Linked DNA regions of Homo sapiens: region 1 is linked to region 2. The links are chromatin loops, found by intact Hi-C in ENCODE. Cell type or tissue: dorsolateral prefrontal cortex. All regions are shown on one strand. Links, peaks and the distances in the headings refer to the core of each region. The heading gives the core; the rest is flanking DNA.

The links. A loop is a pair of places that touch in the nucleus more often than their neighbours do. Peaks named below come from ENCODE experiments on the same cell type or tissue, not always from the same donor. Only the 100,000 strongest peaks of a DNase experiment are listed, where the experiment ranks them.
Region 1: a loop joins it to region 2, with 7 times the contacts of the local background. A loop is called at or near these places in 21 of 110 quality-filtered maps.

What each region holds. Positions count from the first base shown.
Region 1 is chr6:22,735,806-22,738,867 of GRCh38, forward strand. No RefSeq gene overlaps it. Among named protein-coding and RNA genes, the nearest start is that of LINC03005, 19 kb to the left of the region's middle. In dorsolateral prefrontal cortex, for the core only: a CTCF peak has its summit at 1,768 (motif pointing left); a DNase peak (open chromatin) is centred at 1,736.
Region 2 is chr6:21,587,750-21,590,811 of GRCh38, forward strand. No RefSeq gene overlaps it. Among named protein-coding and RNA genes, the nearest start is that of SOX4, 4.5 kb to the right of the region's middle. RefSeq lists enhancers at 31-688, 1,456-1,555, 1,566-1,615. In dorsolateral prefrontal cortex, for the core only: CTCF peaks have their summits at 1,684 (motif pointing left) and 1,901; DNase peaks (open chromatin) are centred at 532, 852, 1,152 and 1,702; H3K4me3 peaks cover 1,703 bases; H3K27ac peaks cover 1,616 bases.

The sequences.
Region 1 (3,062 bases), core at 404-2,903, 1.1 Mb after region 2:
TCTTCTACCTTTTAAGCAGGCTCTCCTTTCCTTTTTTTCTACCCTTTCATGAAATGTTTGCTTTTCTCTCATACCCATACTGTATTTGTTGGTGCTATAGACTCTCTTCATTCCTTATCTTTGTTCCGTATCCTTAATCCAATTTTCTAACTTTTCTTTTTTCCTCCTTCCCTTCCTTTCTTCCTTTTCCTTCCGTCTTCTCTTCCTCCCTTCCTCTTTTCCTCTCTTTCTTTTTTTGCTTACTTTCCTGGGGATCAGCCATTAGGGGCTCTACCTGGTTGGCCCAGCCGATGCTGTCACTAGAGCCAGGTGAGACTTTCTGGCTTCTATGTCCATGCGGTAGCAACTCTGTTCCACAGGCTGCAGACTGCAGCGGAAATGAGTGTTGGACTGGAAACCTCGTGATCTAGACTTGCTTTAACATTTAGCAACAGGCTGCTCTTGAACAAACACCGTTTCTAAACTATAGTTTCCTCTACAGAGATTTGGAAAAGGTATTATCTATTCTGCCTACTTAATGAAGTTATAATGTAAAGAAGCAAAACTACTGGATGTCACAATAAGTTGGAAATCTCCAAAGCCTCAAAAATACCCAAGGCAGTGGTTCTCAGTTTTAGCTTGCATCAGACTCACCTGGAGGACTTGTTAAAACGCAGCTTGCTGGACCTCACTCTCAGAATTTCTTCTTCACTGGGTCCGTGGTACCCGGGCATTTTCATGTTAATGCTGCTGATGGCAGTATCAGTGGTTGAGAACATTGGTCTAAGGCATTATTATAAAATGGTCTAATCTCACAGTTTGCATCTGCTCTCTGTGATTCCCTTAGATCTAAAATTCAGAGATGCCATTAGGAACATAAAGGTGCTAAGAGGAATTTGAAATGACCAGGAGCGTAGGTCTCCAGAAAGTGCCTACCAAATAGGAGCTAGAAGCAGCTGAAAACAGATTTCACCTGAGGAAGCGCCACAAATTTCTAAGAAATTATATTTTAGACCTTGTGTTTCCTTGGATGATGAGTTAATTTACTTTTCTGGGCTATGAAAGTAGTCAGTATTATCTTTTAATTGAAGCCTAAGAAGGGACAACTGAGAAGGGGCCTCCTGCAGGCCTCTCTGCTGCAGCATGTTTAATGGCACAGTTCTGGCTTACTCTAATGAAGAGGAACAGGACACTGTCAGCTTCAAAGAAAATTTTCTGTGCTTTAAATGGTAATGCGGAGAGCATAGTAGATAATTTTAGCTGGAAAATCAAAATATGCTGTGACACAGCTATAAAACTCTTTGCTACGAAGCCAATATCATTCTGGCTGATGGCTATTAGACCTCACAAAAGGAGGTTAATTAACGAAACAAACCAGTTGTAAAACGGTCTGAAGGAAGTCTGGTGTGTTGCGTCAAGCTTTGAGGTGCCAAATGAGACTACATCCACCTAAAAAGAGGGGAAGCTGGCTGGATGGCAGAGAAACTCAGAACGCCTGTAGATTTGTATCTAAATCTGGCTTCTACGGCATATCTACGTGTAGTATGTGTGCTTGACCAAACATCAGAACAATCAGGCCTTTGAAGAAATGATGGGTCAGCCTAATTGGTCTTTCCCAAACAGTTGCACATACTGTTAAATTAAAAAAGAAAAGATGGGTCAGCTTAAAGCCATTCGCATGACTTGGATTAGCTGTCAAGTTCCCGCAAAGGCCAAAGCCAGGAATCCTTGCTCACTGTTTCTTCAGGGTACAAGGATGGGTTCGACTGGCAGCATAGCTCTTGGTTGCCCTCTGCAGGGACAAACATCCGAAGCTTTTTGTCTGGGGAAAAGACTCAAGAAAATTGCAGGCCTTGGAAAGACGGATGGGCTTGAGGCAGTAAATTTCAAGGCATGTCTGGCTCTTTAAGGGCCTATCCAGTGTGGGTGCTTTAACAAGCAGGCAATATTTTCAGGAACTGAGTTTAGTGCTTCAGATGTACAGGGGATTTGCTGACTTGAGGAAATGGAGTAATTCAGGTCTGGGGCAAATAGGAGAATATGAGAATTATTTCTTTTCTTCCCCCTTCATTGGAAGGCTACAGCTTGTGTGTGGTGGGGTGGGGGGTGGGGAACGGAGGGTGGAGCTTTTATGATAAAACAAAAAATAATACAAAACAATATACACACACAACTCTTGTTTTTATATATTTAGTACTGATGTCAGTGGAACTAATGAAAAGCAGATTGGTCACAGCAACATAGAAAATCAATTCTCGAGCTTTCTCTTATTCAGGTTTTTGATAGTACATTGCTCTCATCTGTTATGTGAGGGTCTCCAAGTGATTTTCCAATGAGTTGTTCTTTAGAGAAGAAATGAAGACACTGAAGACACTTGCTCTGGGTCATACACAATAATAAAAAGTAACCTCTTTCTTCCAATGAATGCTTTCTACGGCCTTCGATTTCAAGGCTGACATGAAAGAACTTTTATAATTCTCTTCCATGAGGCTCTTTCCGGGTAATAGAAGTCATCAGCTGAAAAATGAGATATGCACATTATACGTGCATTCATAAATTAATATTGATCAACTCCTCAGATATTTTATGACTTCATGGTGACCTAATGCTTTGTCATTTCCTCATATATTAGCACGACTTGGAACTAGTAAATGTGGCTATGTAACTACTTGTTCAAAGGTGGATGAAAGACTAAGTCTCTAGCTTATTACTAAAGAGTACACATTTCTCCTAGACACATTTGCATTAACATGTCTTGAGGAAGTATATGGAGGGGAAAATTAGGGAATAGGGTATAAACGATCTCTAAACAGAAGCCTACACTTTTGCTATTTCTCTTTGTTAAAGGCAGATGAAAGCATGCTCAGTCATTTTGGCTGAAAATGCAATAAGAAATATCAGTGGGGCAAAGGTAGCATAAATGCTCTATAGATAGCTGTTTTCCCCCCTCCACAAACATGAGAAAGAATATAACATTTGAAAGGAATAAAAATAAAGGGCCTCAGTTTGGCTCTCAGTTTCCTTGTGTACAGTAATAAAGTTGAGTAATAGCAACATATCAATGTGTGTTCCACAGGAATGCA
Region 2 (3,062 bases), core at 397-2,896:
GGACGCTTGCGCCAGGGCCTGACTGCCGCGGCTGCCAGCGGAAAGGCAGAGACCAGCTGATCCAAGGAGGACAAAGCGAGCCGAGACCTTCCGCAGAGCTTGGCTTCCTCGTAACTGCGCCCAGGGCGCAGCCTCTCCCTGTTAACTACCTGCCATATGTTCCCTTCTCTCAGACCCGAAACCGCCTCCTACAGGTGCTGGGGACTGAATCTGGAGCTTCGGGCGCGGCCCTTGACAAGGGCGCCTGGCACCCTGGGGCGCCTCCGTGGCCCTCGCAAACTCAGAGAGCCCCCACCGTCCAGTCTTTCCTGCACGAGCGAGGGATCGAGGGAAGGCGCCAATGCACGTCTGTCCCTCCGTGATCCGCGCAGAAGGGACGCTTGAAGACTGGGGTGCAATGAATTGTCGACTTCCCTCAGCTCTCAGCCCTTTTCCTCCCCCCGCGCGCCGTGCACGCGCAGCCTGCTCTGCCCTTCTGAAAGAGACGCTGCAGCTGCGCTCTCAATGGGGCCTCAGCCTGCGGGGTCCGGGGAGGGGATGAAGTGGGTGGTTGCCCAGCCGGTGTACGAAGGTCGTGTGCCTGCCGAAGAGTGGGTCCCACACGCACAGCGCGCGCCGTACCAACCAAGCAAGGCTCACAGAGAGCATTTAGTCGTCCAGAGCAAAGGATGCTGGGCACTCAAGAGAGCAGGGGGCCAAGTGGCTGTCAGTTCTGGTCAGTGACGGAACTGGACAGCATCTCCAAGGGCCAGGGGATGGGGTAGGAGGACGGAGGAGCCAAGCTCCTGGGAAACGACCCCCCCAACCTATCCGCGACCGGTTGCAAATTCAAAGGAGGGCTGGGAGCCCGCGAGGGTGCGGGAGGTGTCCTCGCTTGGGCTGCGTCTGCGCCCGCGTTTGTGTGTGTGTGCGCGCGCGTGTCTTCAGCTCCTTCCCCGGTCGTAAAACCTAAACGGAAGACGGGTGTTAAAATGCTGCTGACAGGATCGCCTGAAACATGTTTACAGTAGGAAGGACTTTCCTCCAGAAAGCACAGTCTGAGTCGATTCCAATTTATTTCCTCCCTGTAACTGTAAGCGAAAGGAGAGGTTCGGCTGCCGCGGCGGAGCGAGGCTGAGCACCATTAATCCTTGGCGAGCTTAAGCCAGGGAGAGCGCCGTGCCTGCGAGACCGAGTCGCTGCGCTCCGGAAGGCGTTCTGCCTGAAGGAAACCTCTTTTTTTTTTTTTTTTTTTTTTTTTTTTTTTGAGTAGGGAGTGGCCTTTGCACTGGAGTCCTTAAGTAAGGCGCGTCGTTTCTCTGCAGCCGCTCTCGGAAGCCGGAGAAACTGCATTCACTTTAGCAAGAAGACAGGGAAACTGAAATTGATAATCCCCCGAGTTGGGTTACCTGATCCAGACAGGAAGCTGGTCTAGGCTTCCCCCGTCACCCGGAGCTCCTGACAAGTGAGCAGGAGGCGGCGGGTGGTTGCCCTAAACTTTGATTTATGAAAAAAAATCAGAATTCATCGACATACCCTGTTACTCGTTGAGCGTTTAAGCCTCTAACTAAAGAAGGTACAGTGGTAGGGAGTGGTAGGGGGGTCGGGAGAGGAGGAAGGGGGAGAAGAAAGAAGACTGACTATCCCCACGATTTCCTACCTCGCCTCGCGGGCGCAGGGAGGCTCAGCGATGCCACCTGGCGGCTGCTTCTCCCCAGATTGGGAGCCGGCTGGCTGCAGACAAACCCAGGCTCTCCCCGGGTGCCGTGCCTCTGCCTCTAGAATAGAAGCAGAAGCCTGTATTCATGCTTGCAATCCAAGTGGCCCTGCAAACATTCGTCTTCTGCTTGTTTTCTTGAGAAAATCGAAGGAAAGGAATAATGAGTTGGCATTGGCATGAACAGCTTAAGCCTACTGTGTGCTAGTCACTGGTTATGAGAGGAAAATGGTACAATTGTTAGAAATGCAGGTTTCTTAACTCTTAGCTTATTCTAGTGATAAAAATAAATGCTAGGTTTCATTTACCCCAGAATCCTATTTTGATATTTTGCAAATATGAGTTATTTCCATATATTATTTTTCAATGCACGCACCCCCACCCCCATTACGCGCTGAGCCCAGTTACAATGCAATGTCATCAGCCCAAAAGGATGAAGTGCAAGTTATGTTTGTCTACTTGACTGAGAAGTAAATCAGCCTCACATGGAGGCTTCTTTTCCATAAAGTGTGGAACCAAAAAAACTGGCGCCTTTCAGTTGACAAAGGCCAATGACATCAGATTTCCCAGGGCTTCTTCCTTGTCAGGTAAAGTAACAACTACACAGTTTTTCCTCCTCTTTATTTTATTTGAACTGAATACTTGTCAGGTCTGACTAGCGCCTACAATCATAGTTTCTATAACCAAGGCAAGGCAAAATCTTGCAAATCAGTGCAAATCCAGATTTGTTAAACTAATTTCCATTCAGGTCCCTCCCTCCATGCCAAAGGAATATATTAAGCAGTGGAATAGAATCTTATTTCATCTATGCCCCATACCATTGTATGGATGTGAGATTTTATGTTGTGTAGATGTGTGAGAGCAGAAGAAATGCATTAGCAGATATTACACTTACATCTCAAATGGAATTCCATCATTTAAGGGAATAAAATAAAATACCTAATTCAAAATTGGAAATGTCTAACATCATTGCTAACAAAGACAGTTTATTATTCTAAACCAGGATTTTTTTTTTCTGCAAAATTATCTTGGCTTTCTCTTAATACAGCTAAAAGACTAGCATTAAGAATTACTTCATGTACTGCAAAGCCAGCAGAGGGAACACTGCGTACTGATTTAGTAGGGGCCACCAAATATCTGGTATTTGGGGAAAAAAATGTCAGTAATGGAGAACTGATTACAGAGCATATGAAGTTAGGGAATGAGAAGGGAGAAATCTTTTCTCATTATTTGGTATTGAGAGGTCCAACACATTCCAGTGTGCACACACTTAGTTGGTCACAAAGATGACTTTAATAAAAGGGCATTCGTCATATGTTTTCTTACATTCTAAGAGAACTAACCCATTAGAACAGATCTATTTCAG